Linked DNA regions of Homo sapiens: all the other regions are linked to region 2. A link is a loop called in an ENCODE intact Hi-C map of the cell type or tissue named here. Cell type or tissue: PC-9. All regions are shown on one strand. Links, peaks and the distances in the headings refer to the core of each region. The heading gives the core; the rest is flanking DNA. Region 1 has its middle 36 kb from the start of CACNB2. Region 2 has its middle 27 kb from the start of SLC39A12. Region 3 overlaps SLC39A12 (solute carrier family 39 member 12).

The links. A loop is a pair of places that touch in the nucleus more often than their neighbours do. Peaks named below come from ENCODE experiments on the same cell type or tissue, not always from the same donor. Only the 100,000 strongest peaks of a DNase experiment are listed, where the experiment ranks them.
Region 1: a loop joins it to region 2, with 4 times the contacts of the local background. A loop is called at or near these places in 37 of 110 quality-filtered maps.
Region 3: it touches region 2 in a loop (4-fold over the local background); 2 of 110 quality-filtered maps call a loop at or near these places.

The regions. Positions count from the first base shown.
Region 1 is chr10:18,100,263-18,108,743 of GRCh38, reverse strand. No RefSeq gene overlaps it. Among named protein-coding and RNA genes, the nearest start is that of CACNB2, 36 kb to the left of the region's middle. In PC-9, for the core only: a CTCF peak has its summit at 4,278 (motif pointing right); no DNase peak of the experiment used is centred there.
Region 2 is chr10:17,920,202-17,928,682 of GRCh38, reverse strand. No RefSeq gene overlaps it. Among named protein-coding and RNA genes, the nearest start is that of SLC39A12, 27 kb to the left of the region's middle. In PC-9, for the core only: no CTCF peak of the experiment used is centred there; a DNase peak (open chromatin) is centred at 4,732; H3K27ac peaks cover 1,338 bases.
Region 3 is chr10:17,980,417-17,988,897 of GRCh38, reverse strand. It overlaps SLC39A12 (solute carrier family 39 member 12), which reads right to left. Exons shown (of 13, transcript NM_001145195.2): 6 at 7,415-7,586; 7 at 1,247-1,419. Among named protein-coding and RNA genes, the nearest start is that of SLC39A12-AS1, 26 kb to the left of the region's middle. RefSeq lists an enhancer at 6,541-7,740. In PC-9, for the core only: no CTCF peak of the experiment used is centred there; no DNase peak of the experiment used is centred there; H3K27ac peaks cover 960 bases.

The DNA of each region.
Region 1 (8,481 bases), core at 385-8,384, 180 kb before region 2:
CAAGTGATCCATCCGCCTAGGCCTTCCAAAGTGCTGGGATTTTTCTTTACCAGAAAACTTCAGTAAAACACAAAACTGTAGACAGTGCATTTTGGAATCAATTTCTGTTGGTTTTCAATGAAACACTCAGCTGAGACTGGTCTCGAGGCAACTCAGTATAGTATTTGGTTGTACTGGAGAATGACACAGGCTTTGAAGCAATTAAAGTACAGGTATGTAGAGGACAGAGCATTGGCAGATAAGGCTAGCAAATATACTATAGCCAGGGGTAAAGAGTTGGGTATGAAAGCTAAGGGATTTGAACTACATCTTACAGACAATAAAGAGACATTTCACTTTAATAAGGGAATCAACAACAAGATCAATGCTAAATTTGATGAGAAATTGGAAATAGTCTGGTGGAGGAAATTAAAAAGGCAATTTTTCCAGTCGTAAAGAAGGAGAGATGGTGAAAGTTCTAAACTAGGCAAGAATAAAAGATAGGTAAGAAAAGCTGTGTTTGGGCTAGGCGCAGTGGCTCATGCCTGTAATCCTAGCACTTTGGGAGGCTGAGGTGGGCCGATTGCCTGAGCTCAGGAGTTCGAGACCAGCCTGAGCAACAAGGAGAAACCCTGTCTCTACTAAAATACAAAACATTAGCTGGGTGTGGCAGCTATGTGGGAGGCTGAGGCAGAAGAGTCTCTTGAACCCTGGAGGTGGAAGTGCAGCAAGCCGAGATCATGCCACTGCAATCCAACGTGAGTGAAAGAACAAGACTCTGTCTCCAAAAAAAAAAAAAAAAAAAAAAGAAAAGAAAAGAAAGAAAAGCTGTGTTTGACACGCACATGTCTCTGTCACTCTTGTTACTACTGAATTTCACCCAATAAGCATTCCTACAAAGAAATAAGAGTTGATGTAGAACTGGAGGTAACAGCCAAGCTGATTTCAAAGATCAGGTTCAGAATGACTCCAAGGTTATTAAGCTAGAGGTTTGGAGTAGATAAAGACACCACTGACAAAGAAAATGAACCCAGGAAGAACCGGGTAGCAGCTGAGAGAGGGGGTAAAAATCATGTGGTCAGATTTTTAAACGTTGAGTTTGAACAGCCTATTGGACATTCAAAGGCCATGCCCAAAGAGCTATCTGACTACCAATCTTCAAGCTCGAAGGGGCTGGAAATAGAGATTTGGGTGCCATGAGCAGAAGTGTGAGCACTGAAGCTGTGAGTATGGATGTGATCATCTAGGGATAATGAGGAAAACAAGAGATGCAAGAGCAGACTGAAGAGGGATGGACAGAGAAAGAGAAGGCCTTGAAAAGATGGACACAACCAAAATGGACTCCAAAAAGCATGGACTGCAACGCTTTTCTGTATATGTAAAAACCAAGGGCTATTTAGAAGCTAGAAACTAAGAGAAGTTTCAAGATCACTTCTCTTTCTCTCTTGCCTATCCCTACCGCCCCCTGCAACACACACACACACACACACACACACACACACACACACACACATTGACCTTCTTTTACGGTAAAATGAGATCCCAAGTCATCAAAGTACTAAAAGCTGCAAAAGAACACTCCCCACTTAGCCTGCTCCATCACACCCTCTTGACATTTCTGCTAATTCTAGAGTGTCAGATCCTTAGTAGGGATGAGGAAACAAAAAACAGCAATGAAAACTGCACAGTGGCTCATGCCTGTGATCCCAGGCCTTTGGGAGGCCGAGGCAGGCAGATCACGAGATCAAGAGATCAAAACCATCCTGGCCAACATGGTAAAACCTTGTCTCTACTAAAAATACAAAATACAAAATACACAAATTAGCTGGGCGTAGTGGCACGTGCCTGTAGTCCCAGCTACTCAGGAGGCTGAGATGGGAGAATCACTTGAACCCAGGAGGGAGAGGTTGCAGTGAGCAGAGACTGCGCCACGGCACTCCAGCTGGTAACAGAGTGAGACTCCGTCTCAAAAAAACAAAACAAAACAAAACAAAACAAAACAAAACCAAGGGGTATTGCACTAAGACTTTACATCCACTCCTCTTAACAGTTCTATGTGGGTTTTAACATTTCCATGAAGTATATCAAAACTGAGGCTCAAAACTTGCTGTCCGAACGTCAGAGCCCTTTAGCAAGTGACAAAGCTAGGATCTGACTCTGAACAGCCCGTCTACCTCAGTTCCTGCCTTATATTCAACCTCAGAGACATGCCACTTTGTCAGTATTTAATCGGATGAAAAAGATTAAGAATTTCCCTTCCTATCTTTTTGTAAGAAAGTTAGAAGATCTCAGATAAAATTTTAAGATTCACAGTGATGGAAAGCAATGCTGGTGATTAAGAATAAACCTGCGGATAATAAAAGAGACATTAAAATATGAGTAGATTGATGATGGGGCCATAGTAATATAAACAAGCCCAAGTGTTGGAACCTATTTATTTTATTAAAAACATAGAAAGAGAAACATATGAAAAGCACTCAAAGAAAAAAAAAGCTGGTCTTCATTCCTATCCTGTAGATAATTTCGGGCCACATTGCTTCATCTCTCCCCTTTGTCAAACTCCTAATCCAGATAAATGCTAAGTCATTTTCACTTATCAGAGAATGTCAAAGTACCTGCCCTTGAGCCCTCACTAGGTGTCCAAAAAAGGCTCCCATTTCCCGTGTTATGCTGGCTATTTCTGATGGAGGAATCTTCAGATACGTTCCTCATTGGTCCCATGATTGAAGTCTGTTTTTAGATGGACATTTTCCAGTTTAAATAAATTAAGAGCAATTTAACTTCATCTGCTATTAGAGATCTGGGATAATTCTGCAGCACACAAACTGAACATTTATTTTCTATAGTAAGGGAGATGATAAATGGATGTCTTAAGGGATACAACAGAACATTTTAGAACTCAGAGAACGAGTTAAGAGTGTTAAGAAGGCACATTGATATCTTCTTTCATTAAGCTGGAAGTTACTGAGTTTTTCACTTAAGAAAATTCCACAGCCTTAAGAAAAAAACACGAATGTGGTATTTTTAAGAAAAAATAGCAATAGGGATCTTGGAGCCATGGCTATGTTAAAACAAAACAAAACAAAACCAACAAAATCAGGGTGAATTAGGCAGGTATATTCTTCTCAAGCACAAGAGAAAAATCGGTTAAACTAAGTAATGATTAATGCAAATTTATAATTAGAGAACAAAATACCTACTTACATTTCTTTAATCTTTCATTTATAAATAGTTTTTAAATTGGACTTTAAGAGAATTGAATTCTATCATAGAACAGGAAAAATTGGGTGGAAAACCATAGAGTTTGACTCAGTTAACCAATATCTTTGGAACAAGATTCCACTGAATAGCAAATACTCTAACTTTTGAAAAGTAAAATAACCAGGAAAAAACAATAGCCCCTGGGATTCTGATCTTGCAGCTTCATACCTTCAAAGTATAGTTAAGATGAAGACTCTTCTCATCACCATTACCTTCCCAGGCTCAACCTTTACTCTGACCTCACACAACCTGTATTCCTACATACTTCAAAAATAGTTGGAATAAAATTTTGGCCATACTTTTAATATAATCACAGATGATTCATTTGCTATTCTCTGAGCTTTAACCCAACCAAATTATATTGCCAATGTGATTTTCTCAAGCCAGAAATATTGGTCCAAAGTAGCAGACTAACAAATGTATTGGAACATTGGGCTGCTGTTCTAGACGCACCTTAATTATGTAAAATATCTCTATGACTGTGGGCTGAAAAATGGCGCCCAAGCACTCACCATATTTTATCCATATCCAATTTGTTAGACAGGCCTCAGTTAGCATGGAGCTTCCACATAATGAAATAGAACTAGACCTAAAGGAAACGTGAATTGACATAAACCTTATGATGCCAAATTTATGGTAAGTGCATCAAGACCAGGATATGGCCTTTTTCTTACACCAACAGAATGAGTAAGATCTACAGTCACGATTAGGAAGAAAATAAACACTGCATTACCCAGATATGGGCATTTTCACCTCTTACTATAACTACTTGTTTACGAGACCATCCTGCCTGCTAGGCTGGACACTTATTTAGCACACGGTATGCGATTTGTTCATTGCTATATTCGCAGTGCCTACATTGCCCGGCCACGAGTCAGGGCCCCATAAGTGTTGAATAAATGGCATTTTAAAATGGATAGACTTGTGGGTTGTATTGGAAGAGCTGTAATCAATGGTCAGATCCAGAGGATTCTGAGGATTCCCTTCCTAACATTTTAAGTTTTTAATGTTCTGTGTCAGTAAATACAGTCCAGGCCAGCAGAGGGCAGTGTGACAGACGATGGAACTAGTTTCATGGAGAACTTATTAAAAATGACACTGGGTGGCAAGAGGTTATCGATGGTGGTGGGACTCAAGGTTATTGTCATTTGCCTGGTACAGAATATACAGTGCTCACTCATTTTTCTTAAAAAATAGTTTTGACACGTGGTGTCAGTGTGCTGTCATATGTCCAATAGAATGTTCAGGAAAGAGAGAACCCCCAGTTTCTGGCTGAATGCCCAAGTCAAGAAGAGGGCATCATTTTCCCGAAGCGATTTGAGTCCCTCAAGACCATGGGATGCGCATACTAACGTCCATCACAAATTAACATATTGTAATATGGCTTTTTAACAGAAAGTGTTCTCCAGGTCCCGAGGAGACATTCCGTGCTCATAAAAACAGGACCAAAAACAGATGAAATTACTTCGAAACAATCCTGAATGATTTAGTGTGTTTCTGACAAAGGGAAAGAAAAAAGTCATTTATTTTCCCTGTCATGAGCGCCAGAGAGGATTAACGTCATTTTGGGCAATGGAGAAGAAAATGCAAACCATTGTTTACAGTCATCGTCAAAACCCTGTATGCCAATTTCATTTTCTAGAATGTGTGGAAGTATTTCAACTGTTTGGTTCCTTTTTGAAACCAAATACCAAAATTCATTATGAGAGCAACTGTTTGCCTGAGAATATTATTAATTTATGGTAACTTCTAGTGGTTATGCTTTTTCTTTTTACCATCTCATTTTAATAATTATGGAAATATTAAAATCTGATAGACTGGTGACAATGTACCTTTTATGGCACTCCTGAGTCCCCTCAATATAATATTATCTACAATATGTTATGCAGTCTGCTAGCCTCATTTGTTCCTGTCCTTAGAGAGCTCCATCTAGTTTCTTAGCATCCGTAATGAGCATATAGAAAATAGTTGACTTGATGGAATCTATTGTCACCCTCCTCTTCAAGGTTTTCTTGTCCATGATATGAAAAAAAATTTCATTTCAGCAACATTCATTGATTCATCACTAAGGGCCCAGCATTGGGAAGTACATAAAAGCAGCTTATAACTCATTCTGCCTTGGGGAAATTCTGCACACTTGGGGACTAAGCATTCAAATATATGGAGTCTAAAGGTGCTTCACTCCAATATTGACAGGAAACCTGGGTCAGGACTGAAGGAATTAATGTCATTCACTACCTACCCAAGTGGAATTCAGCATTTAAGTTTCAGATTGAAATTGAGAAAAGTAATGAGTTGAAAAAATAAGATGGAGTTTACTTCCCATAACCACTGTAATAAACCTACTATAATTCTTGAGAATGTCATGTACCAAAAATCTAAACCACTCTCTAGAGTTCACCAGCAAATGAGAAAGGAGATTTTGCTCTATTAAAAAGGAAAAGGATTTGAAGTGAAGTCAATCTGGCTGTTGATGCTTTGTATAACTTTGTTTGTTAAATCAACTCAGACTTTAATAGGTTGACATTCTTATCATTTTGTCTAGTGCAAAGAGAATAAATTTGATAGCCTTAGTTCAAACAATGGAATGGAAAAGTAGGCAGAGTGAATGCATTGTACAAAATCAGCAAATGCTCCCCAGAATGACTCCCCAAAGCCTGTCTTATGTATCAAATCAGCCATGCTCCTCAAATCAGGTTTCCTGAAAATGAACTTGGCTAGATAGCTAAAAAAGAGACTGTGTGTGTCTATTTGTGTGTATGTGTATTTGTGTGTATCTTTGCAATGCGAATGTGTGTTTGTGTGTGGGTATGCATGTGTGCCCTATGTATGCATGTGTGAGGGTATGTATGTATGTATGTTGGAGCAAAGAAGGTGTTGGAAGATTTTTCTTTGCCTAGTCAGCAGTATCTCTAAGGAATAAGTGAAGATGCAAAGAATGATTACCTTAGAGCTTCACATAATCTGCTTGTTACTGAAAAGACCATAGTGTTATTTCAGTTCTTGATACTTAATGTTCTTCTAAAAGAGAAAAATACTTATTTTCTAAAAATGTATCCCTGCTTCTGAGAAGCTCTAACTTGCCAAACTTTCATTGACAAGAAAAGGTACTCCAGGAATAATTTCAGATACCACAATATCTGCTGACCCCATCTCTCCTTGAGGAATATGCTTCCTTGAGGAGGTAGCATAGGTAGACAGAAGATGAGGTCAGGAATTAAATAAACCTGGATTTTAATCCTGGCTCTATGGTTTACTAACTGTGTTTGAGCAGGTTCCTTAACCTCTTCCTAAGCCTCAGTTTCCTCTTCTATGAAATGGATTTACAATTGTACCTACTTTACAGAGTTGTTATAAAAAGGAATTGAGATGATGTAGTCATATGTGTAGTATAGAAGTAGCCACATGGTAAGTATTCAGTATGTGTTAATGATAATGATCTTGTTTGCAAATGAAACATACACATAGTAACAAACACCATTATAGAACAATAATGAGCCAAAGCATATGGGATTCCCCATCTCCTGAATTTCAGAAGACACAAACCATCTTCTCAAATCTACTATCACTTATTTAATATTTTATTATACAAATAAATTTAGCTTTGTTATAAAAATAGTATTTGTGAAATCACAGATTTTATGTGCTAGTTAGAGGTTTTTTCTCTAGTTAACAACATAATACTGAAACATTTAGAAATGTTTGCCTGTGTATCACTTAGAACTATCTTGTGTATCCCTAGTGGTACACACCACACATTTTGGAAAAAAAAAAACAAACAAACTAAGTGGCTATAAAGTAAAAAAGACAAATATAAACTGAGGAAGGCTTTATGTAGGAGGTAGATTTAAGGAGGGGCTTGAAGGATGAAGGATGAATAAAATCAGAGGGCTCACATAAGAAACAACTGTTAAATGAATGAATTAATCAATATATCACCAGATTAATTAGACCTCCGTATCAGTGAGGCAGGATAATAGAAATTATTAAAATTTTTAACTTGATTTGTAGTCCTCTAACTGATCAGAAAGAGAATAACATATACAGAAAACTGACAAACATTTTATACTATTCTTTTATGTGGGACCACTGAAAATTAGAAAAAAAAACCCCATAACAGTTAATTATTTGTATAAATACTCTCCAACTCTGCTGGTTTCTGGAGGTTTGTCTCGGCCAAGTTATTTTCCCTCTCTAAGCCTCTGTTTCTCACTGTAAAATGGGGATAGTACTTGCTTTGCAGGTTATTATCAGGATTAAAGGAGATAATGTGTGTAAAATCTTTTTCATTGTACGGTCAAGACCTCAACAAATGGCAGCCATTATTATTAAAATTATAATAGATTTATAATTATTATAATGATTTATCACAGTACTACCTGTAAGTTTTAACAAATAGTACCAAGAAAAATACGAGGACTTCGTTATCTGGCAAAGGAAATATTTTTATTGACTGTATGTCAGTACTCAGAGATGTAAGTAAGAAAACGGAGTTGCCCCCCTCCCCAAAAAAATCATGATTAATCTTCACATCTCTGAAGCATCAATGTCATTTAAGATCCTATTTAGACTTTCTCTTCTCTAACAGACCCTGGGCATTTTCAAATGGAAATCCTGCTTAGGAAACCACAGGTTATGCAATTGAGTGTGTTCATAGTTGCACCACATCCTGAAAGTTCACTTATTATAGCAAAAATCCATTTTCAAGGATGTAGCAAGGTATGGTTCTTCTGCACCTCTAAGAAACTGATCATCCATAAGAAACATGGATGACCCATGTGCTCAGGGGACAATTTGTAGTGGACATAATTACCATCTGTTTTCATTCTTAGCTATAGTAAAACAGCAATTATATTTGTAATTCAGTTTTGCTGCTCTTGATATTTCACAAAATACCATAAACATAAAAATTCACTTAAAGAGAGTAAGACTTAAGAGTAAGACTTTAAAATCTGAGAATGTTCACATGTGCAAATATAGTTTACTAAAAAAAGAGTATTTTGCTGCTATGTTAAAAAAAACAGTCTCAATATTTTCAGAGCTTCTCTCTCAGAAAAACTCAAAATATTTTGTGAAAGAAGAGCTCTTAATATTCCTGCAAGACAGACTGAGGACAGTATCCTTGTTTTGCAAAGGGGAATACCAGGTTCAGCTCAATTATGTGGTTTTTGCAATCTTTACCTTCCTCCAGGGTTTAGTAGCTTGAGAAATATGTTGCCTGTAGCATCTCAATGATTTAAA
Region 2 (8,481 bases), core at 336-8,335:
ACACCCATTAGAATGATTATTACCAATGTTTTAAAAGAAACTGGAAAATAACAAGTGTTGGCAATGACTGTAGAGAAACTGGAAACCCTTATGCACTCTTGGTGAGAATGTAAATTTGTGTGGCTGCTACGGAAAACAGAATGGAACGCTTCCTCCAAAAATTAAAAATAAATTTACCACATGGTCTAACAATTCCATTTTGGGCTATATACCCAAAATAATGTAAAGCTGGGTCTCAAAGAGTTATCTGTATACCCTGTTCATAGCAGCATTGTTCACAATAGCCAAACAGTGGAAGTAACCCAATATCCATCAATGGATGACTAAATAAAGAAACTTGTCTACTCATACAATAGAATAGTTTTCAGTCTTAAAAAGGAAGGAGGCTGGGCGCAGTGGCTCACACCTGTAATCCCAGGCAGATCACCCAAGGTCGGGAGTTCGACACCAGCCTGACCAACATGGAGAAACCCTGTCTCTACTAAAAATACAAAAATTAGCCAGGCGTGGTGGCACATGCCTATAATCCCAGATACTCAGAGGCTGAGGCAGGAGAGTTGCTTGAATCCAGGAGGCAGAGGTTGTGGTGAGCCGAGATCGAGATCATGCCATTGCACTCCAGCCTGGGCAATAAGAACAAAACTCTGTCTCAAAAAAAAAAAAAAAAAAAGGAAGGAAATTCTGATATGCTAGAACATGGATAGACCTTGAAGATATTATGCTAAATGAAACTAGCCAGTTATGAGAGGACAAATACTATATAATTCCACTTATATGAGGTTCCTAGAGTAGTCAAAGTCATAGAGACAGAAAGTAGCATGTCAGTGTTGGTGGCCAGGGCTTGGGTGGAGAAGAAATTGCGAGTTGTTTAATGGGTGCGAAGTTTCAGGTTTGCAAGATCAGGAGTTCTGGAGATGGACCATGGTGACTGTTGTGCAAAAATGTGAATGTACTTACTACTGAACTGTGTGCGTGAAATTGGTTGAGATGGTAAGTTTTATATGTATTTTATCACAATTACAACAAAATGAATGTGTATATGGACTCCAGGCAGCTTGGCTGGGTGGAGGTAAAGGTAGCTACCAGCTTCTTTCCCACTTCCTGCTGGTGAATCTGCCCACTTCCCTAAGTCAGAGTTTGTCTCTCTCACAAGGCCAAATCTCTCTTCCCAAGAGTTGTTTCAATAATAAAAAAAAAAACACTGCAACCACCAGGAAGATGGTTACTTAAACCAGTGTTTCAATCATGGGCTGCCATTGGATGAGCCTGATGTTTTATAAAAATACCATCTCCAGACTTTACCTCCAGAGATTTGCCTTAATTATATTGGGGCAGGGCAGTAGTTTCATGGAATGGGACCCTAAAGGAAGTCTCTTCTTTCTTCCATTTGGGCCCTGGGCTCTCCTCCCCCCATCCCAGGGAGGCCACATTCTAATGATTACAGCCTCTCACCTGTGGGTCCTTACACTTTGCCCCTCCCCTAGCTTCTTTTCTGTACTCAGGTAATACTGAAACCATTCCCTTTAGCTGCTTTTGCTTGGTCTGCCTCCTTCAAACTTCTTGAAACTGCTTTTGGCAAGGTCACGATGACTTTTCTAATGTTACATCTAGTAGACAGCTTTCAACTCCTGTCTTACCTGATACAGGGCAGCCTTTGGCAGACACTCTTTCCTTGGCCTTTGGAAACTCTTGTAGAATCCTCCCTGGCTGCTTCTCCCAGGTTTCCTTGAAGGTTTTTTTCCTGCCTCTCAAACGGTTATGTTAATGCTCTCCTAGATTCTGTCTAAAGCCCTCTTTTTTATTCCAATTCTTTCATTGACTCAGTGGAGTCGACAAATACTATCAAGCACCATCATGCACTGGGCACTGTCAAAGGCTCCAGACGTTTCACTAATTAACCTAACTAGACCTGGCTCTTGCCTTCATGGAATTTACATTATATTGCAGGGGAAAGGAACAGAGCAGAAAAAAAAATGAATTAAAGAATTCTGACCAGTGTTATGATGAAAATAATCAGGCAGCTGAGTTGAACAACAGGGTAGGAGGCCGCCTTAGGAAAAATGACCTGAGAGATGAAAAGGGTTTCCAAGAGTGAAAACAGCATGGGCAAAGGCCCTGGGGTAAGAGCTCAACTGGTTTGAGATGCTGAGGGAGGACCAGTGTGGCCAAAGCATAGAAAGTAGGCATGTGGCAGGCCAGGAGCAGGTGAGACAGGTCCTCTAGAATGTGGTAAGAAGGTTGGGGGCTCTTCTAAATGAAGTTGGAAGATATTGAAAGGTATTAAATTGAAGAGGGATATAGTGTGACTCACATTTTAGGAAGACCACTTGGTGCATTGTGGGGAATGACTGGAGGGTAATGGAAGTGAAAGTAGGGAAATAGAAGTTTGTTGTATTTCAGGCAAGAAATAATGGCGGCTGCACTAGGGAGTGGCCAGGCAGAGACAAACATGGGCAAGTAGAAGTGAAAAGTAGAATTGAACACACTTTGTGATATATATGGAGGGTGAGGGAAAGAGGAAGCAAGAAGGGCTCCAAGTTTTCTAGATTGAGTGGCTGAGTTGCCATTCAATGTTGCCATTCACTAAGTGGAAACCATCAGAGTAGTAACCACATGGGGAAAATATTGTGTTCTATCTGGTTAAATTTCAGATGCCCATGACGCGTTTAAGGAGAACAGTCAAGTAGGCAAGTTAGATGTTCCAAGTAGAATCTAAAGCTAAAGATGTAAATATGAGGTTCATCAGCATGAAAATTACATTTATTCATTTGCACATTTTTTAGGATCTTATTTTTAATTAAATGACTATTTTCAGAAACAAAACCTATTACTCATCATGCATTTCACAGGAGTTCTAACTAGAATGGATTATAAACATCACATTATATCAAAAGAAAGAAAAACGTCAAACTGCCCAAGAATTTCCTTTTTAGATTTCATCAGGTTGAAAAATGACCCAAAAGACCAAGTCCACATTGAGGTTAGGATCACCTACCACCTACACTGATGGCATTATTTCCTGTTTCTGGTCAACTTCATAATTTTAATTTTGAAAAGAGAAGGAAATATTCAGTAATAATGAAATAATTTCATGTCTATTAAATATCTGTCATTTTTCTTAAATTGCAAATAATTCATAAGACAATATTTGGTTTAGACTTACAGACCAAAAAAGGAGAAATGCCCCCAAATCTTTCAGGCACCCTTAATACAGAAGTAGCTGTTTGGCTAAATGTCCTTCCAATGACTCCTTCATAATCTGTCTACATATAGTCACTAATTAAGTGCTCTGATGGTTATAGTCCTACTTGTAGCTTTTAAAGATGACTATGGCAAGGGAATTAAGAGGGTCGCCAAAGGCAAACGTGTTTACCAAGCACCATTCAGAAGCTTTTGTAACAAGGAGCCGGCACTGCCTGATGGAATCTGCACTGCCTTGGGTTTGCTCCTGGCACCTTCAACATCTCTAAGCTCTGCCACGACAGCACTGAGTGGGCCTCCCACCTCAGACTTTTCTGTCATCAACAACCTGAGTAACATCTCAAGTTTCTTATTGAAAGTTTTAAGTTTGGCAGTGTCTATGTGATACTGAACGTGACCTTCAGCTCTTTGATCAGAGCAGGTGGCACATATGCTGTTGACTCAACTCTTCATGTCTTGGTGGTGATCACTGATGTCTTAGGTATGAGTCTATACGGGCGATGGCATTGATCATCCCTGTGGTTATAGTTTTGGTCCCAAAGCTCGAGCAGATGCATTCAGTGCTGCTTTCTGTGCTAACTGCAGAACAGCCTGCCAGGACCTCTAGGGTGATAGTCTTTGCTAATCTATCAAATGTTTGAGGAGTCATGATGTTATAATTGGTTTGTTAAGAATAGAGTACAGTATTTGACCACTTGCTCTCAGCTAGGGCCCAGCAATAGCTTTTGAACTCATAGCTTATGTTATGCCACTATCAGTCTTCTGTTTTGGTTCTTTACGGAATATTCCAACTTGATACTTCAATATTAGATGCAGTTGAAATGGAAGTTCCATTAGTCAAAGAGACAAAATTAGAGCTGAAAAACACATGAATTATAGATGTTGTTGGCTACCCAGGTGTTACACCCACTATAGTCCTTGAAACACATTTTCACTTTGATAGTCTTTTTGTGAGTTCCTACGGGTTGACGGCAGCTATCTAAGGACTTTGGTAGGTGGTTAAGGGGAACTGCTGGAGAATGAATGACTGTGGCTTCTCCAGTGACTGTGGCTCATGGTCCTTGAGCATTTTTTCAGTTTGTGTCTTAACCTATGTGAGATTTATTGGCAGGCACGCCCTCTGAGCTAAACCATTCTTTTCCTTATGAAGGAACACATATTTTGTAAGTAGTTCTTTGATATCCTGAGGCTTGGCACCAGGGACTATGCCTGGCTGAAGATCATCCAAATGAACCCACTGGCTTGGATGCTCTGAGGATCAACTTCAAGAAATGGTTACCTGTTACCGCCTGGCCTCCCTAAGCTTGTTCCGCCTGCTCCTCTCTACCCACATGGAAAACCCAGAGATTTCACTGCCTTTCAAGGAAGAAAACTGGCTTTTAAACAAGAACAAGGAAGAAGCAAAACAAGCACAATGACTATACCCATGTTGAGGGGGAGCTCAGAGGAAAACTATGGCTTCAGAAATACCAGTTGGCTGAGACATCTCAGAAACTGTGCCAGATTCCTGGCTGCTTGGCAGTGGAGTTGAGTCAGCTGCTCAGGCGAAGGTCCCAAACTGGTTCTGCTTCCTTCTTCATGCTCTGCAAGTCTAGCCTGGGCATCTATACTGGCTGAGGGATGGCCGTGCAGATAATAAAAGCAGGAGTCCCAGTACCTGCTTCATGACCAATAAATCACAGGTGCTTGAGACCAGTAGCAGGTGTATCCAGCGAGGCTGCAACTCACACGGGGAGGGGACTCACAGCAGAGGTGCTGTGCACCAGGGCACATAAAATACTGCAACAGCCTCTTCTGACAAAAACATTTCTTACATAATCCATCTCTAGTTACAGCGTACTGACACACGGCAGCAAGGGCCCAGAAGGGAGCCTGGCACGGCCAGATAAAGTCAGGGTTTTTTTTTTTTTTTTTTTTTTTTTAATAAGACTCAAGATCAGTAACACAAAAAGCTCAGAGACTGTAGAAGCTTAGCTCCTCTTTTAGCCTGGAACTTCCTTGAGGGAATCAAACCTTGCCAGATAAACCATCATATTCAGAGAACTGGTTCCAGCAGACGATCAGTCCCACACTTCTTCTCTGCTGGAAACTTTAAATCCACCTCCTGTCCCCACCCATTCAAGAGCCAGGACCTCTGAGTTTTGGAATTAACACTAGGGTCTTACATGGCAGCCAGCAAAACACACTTGGGAAATACATGAAATCCCACTTGATTGCATGCCACTGTGCCTGGTATATGATAGGCACTTAGTTTCCCTATCACTTTTATAGCCAAGTGTTACTCTGACTTTCAGAAAATTGAGGGAGAATAAGAGATGGAACTCTCTTCAAAATATTTATTGCAATTTTCCTCCAAGAACTGGATGTGTTTTCTTCTGCCCTCTAACTTTGAGAGAATAAAGCTGAATTATCTAGTTTTGATGGTCAGGAGTATCAGAAAGTTTCCATTAACTTCCTTTTAGAAGGTGAGCAAACCTTGGCCCAAGGAGACTGGCACTTTATGATGGATATCTCCATGGGTCAAACTGATACTGTTGGGCTAGGCGAGGTTCCCGGTTGCCAGTGGGACCTCAACTCCAGCCAATGTCCAGGCTCTTGACACCATCGTGAGAAGAAATTCAAGGATTCAGAAAATAGTGCAAGTATGGAGATTAACTGCAAAGTATAAAGTACACACTCCAGAAAGGAAGTGCTGTACTTCCATCCGTGTACTCAAGAAAGTCACGCAATGGGGTTTAGGGTTGCTACTTCTATGGGTTTTTTTAACCAAAGGGTGGACTATTCATGAGAATTCCTGGAAGCAAGTGATTTCTCTGAACTATGGTGCCAGCCATTTTTACATCAAATATGGGTATTCTCAGAACTGTCATAGTACTAGTGGGTATGTCATTTGTATGTTAATGAACATATAATGAGGTCCTAGGTGAAACCTAGGTCAAATCCAGTGCCATGCTGAGTGCAGTCTGTCTTAGTCAGCTTGGTTCACACACTGGTTTTTCAGGATCTTAGCCCCTAGCCTCTAGTCACGTGAAACTGCTGCCTGCAATCTTTTTATTCTGTGATCATCATGTATTATTCCTGTCTCAAACCAATTTACTGTTATTACTCATACCCTGGAAAGATGGTTCTTTTCACAAAGACCTAGGGTTCTGCCCAGGGCTCCGTGATATCTGACCTATGGTATCCGATTCTTGGAGTTCATATTCTAAGATTGGATAGGAGAGGCAAAGCTTCACTCACACATACTCATTAATGGTGATTATGAAAGGGATGTGAGGAGTCGTGCACTGGGAGAGAATTAGGGGTTTAGGGAAAACTGCGGGAGTGGATTTTAGTATCTGTGATTCCTGATTAACAAAAGCATGGAGAAGCTGCAGCTTTAGTTAATTCCTATGCTCTTGAGCTACACTGCTTTTACCTCATGGATTAGGTGAGATTTCTAACAAGCAGTTTGGGGGAAATGCAATTTCAATGCAAAAGGATTCCAAAATAGAACGCTCCTCAAAGTCACAGTCTAAGGCCTGTGTGCCTCAGAATCTTTTGGGAAATTGATTGAAATGCAGATTCCAGGGCTCCACCCCAGGTCTACTTAATGAGAATCACAAGCATGGACCCAGAGGAATCTGAGCTTTAGAATAAGCTTCTCATGTGGCTCTTAGGCCCAGCAGTGTTTGAGAACTCCTGCTAGAATCCTCAATCAGGGACAGGCCCAGAGTCTTGAATTTTCTTGCACTTAAAGAAAAAAAAATTAAATCAATGGAAAAAACATGGTAGCTTTGTAAAGCTCCTTAAAACTGAGGCAACTGTGTGTACATGAGCTATAATCACACCCACAAGGAGAAAGCTCCCACAGAGCTAGTTGAACAAGATCAATAACCACTGCCAAAACCTATTCTTGCAGAGCTGTCGTGAATAGTGTTAATATTTTAAAGCACCACAGAAGAGTCGGATCTCCAGCCAACTCAAGGAGCCTTTCCAATGTCACTGTCACTTTTAAAGAAAGTGCCTGTCAGGGGGCATTTCCGAATAAAGAACATTTACAGAACACCAAAGAAATACTAGTACCAAAGTATGTGTTTCTGGTATGTTGTGAGCAGTTTGGGTGGAATTACCAGGGGAAGCAGTCCCCTGATACATTTTTATAACATCTATTGAGGCTTGACCAAGAACAATATTTTAAGGAAGCTTTCTTATTTAGTATTTAAATATACTCCATATTTAAATCCATGCTATTTTCTATTTAATATTTAAATATAATCCATATTATGTAATCCATATATTTAAATATTAACTCAGCAAATTAGTTAAATACTAAGCAAACTTTTAGTTTCTTATTGAAAATTTCTCATTTCAATAAGAAAACTTAGTTTCAATCACCTCTCGAACACCCCACCTGTCAATATTATTGCATTGACCCTTAAGTTTCAACATCTGAGTTTTAGAAGAAACACGTACAAAAACTAAAGGTTTTAAGAAAACTAAAAGTTGTCTCAGTATTTAAATATGAATTTTCTTTAAAAAAAATCACAGAAGCATGAAAAGTTGAAAATTATAATTGAAATTTTTTGGTTATATCCTCTCTTTGGTTAAAAAAAAAAGATTTGGGGTAGCCATTCTACATCAGTGAATTTACCAACTGTTTTCCCATAATTGTGAGAGAGATTTACTATGTTGTACCAAAGAGAGAATACTGAGGATTAATACCTTCAAACCAGTACCAGTTAACTTTATTTCTTCCTATCTCAATCCATTTGTGCTGCAGACACAGGGGTGACTTATAAAGAACAGAGATTCATTTTCCTCACAGTTCTGGAGACTGAGAAGCCCAAGGTCAAGTCACCTGCATAGGGGAAGAACCTTCTTGCTGCATTCTCTAGAGGGGAGAAACGTCACGTCCTCACATAGTAGAAGGCAGAAGCCGGAGAGAGCTGAACGTAGTAGAAGGCGGAAGCGGAAAAGAGCTGAACGCTTTCAGAAGCCTCTGTTACAAGGGCCGGAATTACAGTCAGGAGGGAGGAGCCCTCACACATAACCTAATCACCTCTCAAAAGCCCCACCTGTCAATACTAGCACAATGACCCTTAAGTTTCAACATCTGAGTTTTAGAAAGAACACATTCAAACCATAGCCGTCAGGACCCAGTCCATAGAAGCACCTGGAGTTTCCTTCGGTTTGATCTGTTCTGTTAATTAAGAAAATGCCTGAGTGCCACTCCCAGATTCTGGTTTAATGGGTCTATAACCACTCAGTGTGTTCTCCTTGCCTGTTGCCCAAATAGTG
Region 3 (8,481 bases), core at 240-8,239, 60 kb before region 2:
CCAGAGACTGGCAATCGCAGGAAAGCATTGCCAACCTTAGGGGTGAAAGGGAAAAGGGAGGAAGGCCAGTGAGCCGTGGAGCTGTGGGGAAGCTGTCCACTGGAGACGTAGCCCATGGCAAATCAGCCACTTCTAGAGCGGACGCCGGAGCCAGGAGGGAGCTGGGCACAGATGCCACTGCCTCTCTCTCCTCCTCCTCTGAGTTTTCCATTGTGCCCCTCATTGGCTGACCCCAAACAAAAATCCAACCTGCAAGGTAGCTGAGGAGATGCAGCCTTCTGGGCAGAACAGAAAGAAGGACAAGTGAATTAGGCCATTTTTGTGTTGCTATAAAGAAATATCTGAGGCTGGATAACCTATAAAGAAAAGAGGTTTAATGGGCTCCTGGTTCTGCAGGGTGTACAGGAAGCATGGTGTCAGCATTTGCTTCTGATATGGGCCTCAGGAAGCTTCCAATCACAGTAGACAGTGAAGGGGAAGCAGGCACATCACATAATGAGAGAGAGAAAGCAAGAGAGAGGGAGACGGGGAGGTTCTGGACTTTTAAACAACCAGGTCTTGGGTGAACTAACTGAATGACAACTTTTTCTGAGACAGAGTCTCGCTCTGTCACCCATGCTGGAGTGCAGTGGTACGATCTTTGCTCACTGCAACCTTCGCCTCTCGAGTTCAAGCGATTCTCCTGTCTCAGCCTCCCGAGTAGCTAGGATTACAGACGCATGGCACTATGCCCAGCTAATTTTTATATTTTTAGTAGAGATGGGGTTTCACCATGCTGTCCAGGCTGGTCTCGAACTCCTGATCTCAAGTAATCCACCTGCCTTGGCCTCCCAAAGTGCTGGGACTACCGGTGCATGTAACATGTGCAGCTAATTTTTGTATTTTTAGTAGAGATGGGGTTCCACCACATCGGCCAGGCTGTTCTTGAGCTCCTGGGCTCCAGCGATCTTCCCGCCTCAGCCTTCCATGGTACTGGGATTACAGGTGTGAGCCACCGTGCCCTGCCACCTTTCCTTTGTTTTATTTCAAAAATACTACTACTATGTGGCGAGCCTAATGTTGGGGCATCTCTTCTCTTCTACAAGTGCAGAGAGGCCTTGGGGAAATAATATTTCTTTTTAAGGAAAACACCAGCCACGATACTCTCTCTTTGAAGTCTCAGTAAAATTTTGCATAAATACCTCCAGTGGTTAAAAGTGAAGAGCAATGAAGTGAACTTTATCTGAAATGGAAAAGACCAGATTACCTGAGGGATAAGGTGGAGCAGAGCGTCCCCAGACAGTGTCCCGACGGCCAAGCCCACAAACAGCTGTAAGATAAGCCTGTAGTTCTCCTCACAGCTATGGAAAAGGACCAGCGCTGTCCCCAGCATGGAGCCCAGTGTGAGAAGGGTGACAGCCACCGTGCTGTAGCCGTATTCTAAGTCAAAGGAGATCGTAAACACAGTCAGTGCCCAGTGCCCTCCATTCCGGCCTCAGCTGGCGAAAATGCCAGAAGAATTGGTCTTACAGTAACAGCCAGTAGGGATATGGATTTTTTAAATAAGTGTTTTGTTTTTATTTTGAGACAGGCTCTCTGTCTGTCACCCAGCCTGGAATGTAGTGGCACTATCATAGCTCTCTGTAGCCTCCACCTCCTAGGCTCAAGTGATCCTCCCACCTCAGCCTCCCAAGTACCTGGGACAACAGGTGCACACCATCATGCCTGACTCATTTTCTGGTATTTTTTGTTTGTAGAGATGGGGTTTCGTCATGTTCCCCAGGCTGGTCTCGAACTCCTGGACTCAAGCAATCCACTCGTCTCAGCCTCCCAAATGGCTGGGATTACAGTTGTAAGCCCACTGCCCCCAACTTGGAATTTTTAAATAAGCGTTTTGTTGTTTTTGTTGTTTTTGAGACAGGTTCTCACTCTGCTGCTCAAGCTGGGGTGGAGTGGTGTGATTATAGCTCACTATAATCCTGAACTCCCAGGCTCAAGTGATCTTCCCACATCAGACCCTCGAGCAGCTGGGACTACGGGCAGGTGCCATCAGGCCTGGCTAAGCTTTTATTTTTAGTAGAGATAGGGTCTCACTGTATTACCTGGGCTAGTCTCAAGCTCCTGGGCTCAAGCAATCCTCCTGCTTCACCTCCCAAAGTGATGGGATTACAGGCATAAGCCACAGCACCCAGTCTTATAAGTGTTATATGCGGCAAAAAGTTTTTAAATTTTTAACAAAAAGAATGAACAGATTTGCTATGGTCTAAATGTTTGTGTCTCCGCAAAATTCACATGTTGAAACCTAACCACCAAGGTGGTGGGTGGTATTAGGAAGTGAGGCCTTTGGGAGGTGATTAGAACATATACTCTTCACCCCTGTTGAATGGGATTAGGGTCTTTACAGGGGCTAAAGGGACTGGAGTTCTTCCCTTCACCAGTCCATGAACCAGGAACGAGACCCTCACCAGATGCCGAATCTGCTGATGCCTTGATCTTGGACTTCCCAACCTCCAGAACTGTGAGAAATAGATGTCTGTTGTTTACATAAGCCATCCGTTTGTGGTATTTTGTTACAGCAAGGACTAAGACAAGACTTTCTTCAAATAACCGTGTTGTTTTGAAGTTACTCTGACTACCCCTTACTAAAAATTATTGCAGCAAGCAAGGACTGAGCTCACCTCCAACCCTCAAAGAAATAAATTTCTCTCACTTGAAACTACAACATCCACAGACAGACACTAGCAATAATTTCCCTTTAATCATATCTTAAGCTTCTCAAAGGCGAAAAGACTAGCTGTTACATAGGAAGCATAAGGTTTGGCAGTATTGTAGACCTATGTTTGTGTACAAAATGAGTACACGTTTTGGAAGAACTTCCTTCCAAAAGCTGTCTGAATTATTTGCAATGTCCAGGGTGATATTATTTTCAGTGACTAAAATGAGTGTTGTTATTGGTGAAAACTGATCAATGAATGTGTAACAGTCGATAATAAAAATCTGAACAATCTACATTTTGGATGATTGCAATGACTTTTATAATCCTTAGAATTTCATGTTTCTAGGCTTCCTTTTAAAAAAATATTTATAAAGTATAATTTGTAAGTTTATTTGAAAGAAAAAATATATATATATGAAGGGAGAAGAAATAAAGGAGAAAAGGGAAGAGATAAGATTAAAAGAGAGGGAGGAAATGACTTTCAGAATCAAGTACAGACAACATAGAGATAAGGAGTTATCTATGGCATCATTTTCATCTGCTTGTAGATACTCAAAGCAAATGCTTATTTCTCTACCTATTTAGAAATTACTAACAAGTGATGGCAAACTAGTTAGTAAACAATGAGGAAAGCTAATTATGAAATTAAACTACCACTTTCTTCAGTGACTATGGATATACAATAAGTTAAATCAAACAATCCTGGTGTCAAAATACCTAAAGCTCATTGCAATTTTTTTGAAAAAAAAAAACTATCCTCTTAAAGTTTCTTAAAACAGAAAATATTTCATTCTCATCATACTTGCATTTTTCTAAAAGGTTCATTCTTTAAATTAGATCATTTTATTTTATTTTTATTTTTGAGACAGTCTTGCTCTTTCACCCAGGCTGGAGTGCTGTGGCACAATCTCAGCTTGCTGCAACCTCCACCTCCCGGGCTCAAGTGATTCTCCTGCTTCAGCCTCCTGCGTAGCTGGGACTACAGGTGCCCACCACCATGTCTGGCTAATTTTTGTATTTTTAGTAGAGACGGGGTTCCATCATGTTGGCCAGGCTGGTCTCGAACTCCTGACCTCAAATGATCCACCACCTTGGCCTCCCAAAGAGCTGAAATTACAGGCATGAGCCACCATGCCCAGACTAGATCATTTTAATAATATAACTGGTAACAGAAAAATAGGCTTGTGATATTAAGAGGACTTTACTGAAACGTAAGTTCTAAATTACCCAGGGGTTTAATATTAAAATAGAGTTGGCAGTATACTCAGAAGAGGCAAAAAACTTTTAAGCATCTGTTCCCGTACCCCCACTACCACATTTTCATTGCTATGGAATCCCTATAAAATGGTTTACAAGCAAGGTGAAATGAAGAGTTGTTCTTCTATGGGTATAGAGTTTTAGTTTTGCAAGATGAAAAAGTTCTATTATCTATTGCACAACAATGTGAATATACTGAATTGTGCAAATACAAATGGTTAAGATGGCGAACTGTATTTCATGTGTATTGTTCAGACACCTACATCGTCGTGTCTTTTATCATTCTAATGTAACAAAAATACTCATGTTATAGAAACTTCCCTGAAAATCTTCAACTAAGTTTCATATCCCATTCTTTCCCACACAGACTCTATATGGGAATGCCATTCTTTTCATTTATTACATAAATTAAAGATATTTGAATAGTAACATGAGCACCTGGATGTTTAATAAAATTTACAGCTGTCCCATTTTAGAAGTGGTAACTGCAAAAGACCACAAAAGGCCAAGAAAGCACAATGACAAATCAGGGTACAACATTTCCCAGGCAAAAGGCAAAGTTGAAACTTCTTTAGTTATTTTGCTACACCCCAACTCTGTGGGCTTCTACCCATGCAGACAATGAATGTTTCATAACTTCAGAGGTTAGCAAATCTTTTTAGATTCTCTATGAGTCATATTTCACTTGCTTTCATGTAGGAACGACAGCCTCAAAACCATAAAATATCTGACCTGTGGTCACAGGACTCTGCTAATTTACTGCAGGTCCCTGCATAAGTGCCATGAAGTCTTGATTGGCATCAGGCAACTTGCAGACAGGTTCTAAAGTTTCCCATTATTACAACAGAGCTTGACCTAGCCACTAAATTCTTAGCCACTTCTGAGCAGCTACTCTGAATAGGTCTGAAACTTAATTTGTACATGGCCATAATACTCTTTCCTGGAAACTTAATCGAAGATGGTGCTTAGCGGTTGAGTTTCAGCATACTGAATGGTATTTTCTTAATAATGTCTCCCCGAGTCTTCCTCCCTTCAATATAATATCATATATTTCTATAATTTCCAAAGAACTTTTGAAATTAAAGCTTTTCCCTATTCACATAATGCAACATTTTCGATTGAGGACAGTGATGTTTTTCTAGGTTTTGTTTTGTTTTGTTTTTTGAGATGGAGTCTCTCCCTGTCGCCCAGGCTGGAGTGCAATGGTGCAATCTTGGCTCACTGCAACCTCCACCTCCCGGGTTCAAATGATTCTCCTGCCTCAGCCTCCCGAGTAGCTGGGATTATAGGCACCCGCCAGCATACTCAGCTAATTTTTGTATTTTTAGTAGAGACGGGGTTTTACCATGTTGGCCAGGCTGGTCTCGAACTCCTGACCTCGTGAGCTGCCCACCTTGGCCTCCCAAAGTGCTGGGATTACAGGCATAAGCCACTGTGCCCGGCCTAGGTTCTTGTTTTTAAGACAGGGTCTCTCTCTGTCACCCAACTGGAGTGCAATGGCATTGTCATAGCTCACTACAGCCTTGAACTGCTGGGCTCCAATGATCCTCCCACCTCAGCCCCCCAAGTATCTGAGACCACAGGTACGTGCCACCATGCCTGGCTAATTTTCGTTTTTGTAGAGATGGGGTCTCCCTATGTTGCTCAGGCTAGTCTCAAACTCTCGGGCTCAAGTAATCCTCCTGCCTTGCCCTCCCAAAGTACTAGGACTACAGGTGTGAGACACTGCACCTGGCCTTTCTAGAGTCTTTTTTTTTTTTTTTTTTTTTTTTTTTTTGAGATGGAGTCTCGCTTTGTCGCCCAGGCTGGAGTGCAGTGGTGCTGACCTCGGCTCACTGCAAGCTCCGTCTCCCAAGTAGCTGGGACTACAGCCGCCCACCAGCATGCCCGGCTATTTTTTTTTTTAATTTTTAATTTTTAGTAGAGACGGGGTTTCACTGCGTTAGCCAGGATGGTCTTGATCTCCTGACCTCGTGATCCACCCGCCTCGGCCTCCCGAAGTGCTGGGATTACAGACGTGAGCCACCGCGCCTGGCCCCTTTCTAGATTCTTTAGTGAGTGTGACATGTTGGGAGGTTTCCCAGGAAGACTATTCCCCAGAAGTGTCTAGAAGTTCATTCGAGAGGAGACACAATTTTTTTCCGAGGCCTTAATTTCAAAACCCTTTTCCGAGCGGCCTGTACATTCCGGCCCCAAGCCAGGTGGTAGGAATGTAAACTGCCCAGGGATGCTCCTAGGTGCCACAGTGCTGTCTTCATCCATTTTCTGAGCCTCACTGAATGACCACCAAGTGCTGAGTTATTTGGCTGCTCACTATTAATGAAGCTCTTTTTCTCTTAGTGAATGTAGAATCTTAGATATTTAGGCCTGGCGTGTTTTTGTTCACATAACATTTTCAATTAGGCCACTTGATGTTACAGAATCCACTGTGAGTTAGAGGTGGGTGGCTGAACAACTCAGCTATGATTGCTATTGCAGGCTCTCTCAAAGAGAAAGAAACACAGCTCTGAGAAAATAATACATCTAAGGCTCTCAGATCAATGGTAAGCTAATTGTCATATTTTTTACTAGATAACATGGATGTTCTCAACCATTTGTTTTGTCTTTTAAATATACAGAGCTTTAAATTTACTGAAGATATTTTTGTCCACATTATCCCATTTGAACCTTACAGTTCAAGGGCTTCACAGTGAAGCCCTTGGAGAGATCTCATCTATTGCAATGACTCAGTGGGATACAGGTAACTGTAAATATTGATCCCTTCCCTTCCTGGGGCTGACAGCTACATCTGGGAGGCTGGTAGCTCCCAGCATGGGTCACCTTCATCCCACAGCAGCCCAGTGAGCTTTGGTTTACTGTAATGTGTTTTCATTTTTTATACATGCCATGATGTGAGAAAGGCAGCCCTATAGGATATCACTGCTTTCCACTGGGCTGGAAAAGAAACAGTCTTGGGGAGAAATTGCTAAAGATCACAAAGTCTCTGAGGAAAAAAAGCATGACTCAGCTCTGCATTCCACATTCCAATGCTATTGCCTTCTCTTTTACCATGTCACCTCTCAGCTATGGCCTTTTATGTTGATCCATGATTGAGTCAACTATAGAAGACATAATTAATTCATATAAACCATATACAAATATAAAATATTCATTGAAGAGTAGTATGTATCGTGGTTAGAAACAAGGACTCCAGGGCCAGCTTGCCTGGGTTTGAATGGCAACTCCATCACTTCCCAGCTGTGTGTCCTTGGGAAAGTCACTTAATCTCTCTGTGCCTCAGTTTCCTCATCTGTAAAATGGGAATAATAATATCTACCTTGTAGCATTGTTAGGAGGATTAAATGAGCTGATAAATGTAAAATGTTTACAACAGAGCCTGGTATATAGTAAGTATCCTGCATTTACTATTATTATTGCATACATTGTGCACATCAGCTTTCTGAAGGAAGATCCAGAACTTACTCTCCAGAGTGGTAGGTGGCAGCTTTGCTTGTTGGTCCTTGGGTAAGTGGCAGGAGCAGCTGAGGAGCTGCTGGATGATCCCTGGACTCATTTGCTTAAAGTCCTCCTTAGAAATGAGTGAGAGGCCCTTCTGTAGAAATATCTCCACCAGCTGCCTAGCAGAGAAGCAGGTCTGTGTGAGGAAAACATAACATTGTTACTAATCTCAGCATATTTAAACTAGATTCTCCACCAGTTGTCATCCTTGAGGAGTGAATTCTAGATGGAATAGCGAGAACACACACATGAAGCCGGTACGACACGTGTTTCCCTGCAAACTTTCAGCTGTACGTAATTCCTAAGGATGTCTTAAATCTCTGACCAAAGCCTGCAATACCTCATTTTCATTCTGAGCCTTATTTAGTATGAGTTTTGCACAGTTTTTCTTTCCTAGAAAGACACATTGTGTTTTACAATGTGTTGAGTGGTGTTCTAACCAGCAGCCTTAGGATGTCCTGATGTTTTTGTTCTTTTTCAATGAGGATAGCTTTGTGTTAAAAAAGACTTCATACAATAAACAGAAGTCCTATGGTAATGAGGTCACTGTCTTTCATACTGTTTGATTTAGTCAGCCTGTGTAGGCAACGTGTACTTTTAAAAGTCCTAAAAGTAAAGGTAAAATTTTTGAAAGTAAAGCTATGTCAACTAGCTGCTGTGTAAATACCAAATGATGTAGCTACCTCTCTCAATTGGCATAACCCTTCTCCACAGAGACACACACACAGTTGAAAACATCATTATTTCTTACTGACTTTACTGATTTTTACCTAAATCTTTACAATTTGTTTTCATACTGTATAGGCATATTTATGAGAGAGAAGAATAAGGAAAGAACAAATGCCACAGTCTCTAAAAAGGGCCAAAAGACATTTGTCCATCTCAGAATAAAGGTTGACGTTGTGTACTTCAAAAATTACAATTTAAAAGTTTTAGTAGGTGAGTGAGAATGACGGGTAGTTTCACTCTCACAAATGGATGTTTTCTATTGAAATAAGACCCCAATGCAATGTCTTTGTGATCTTTAGTTG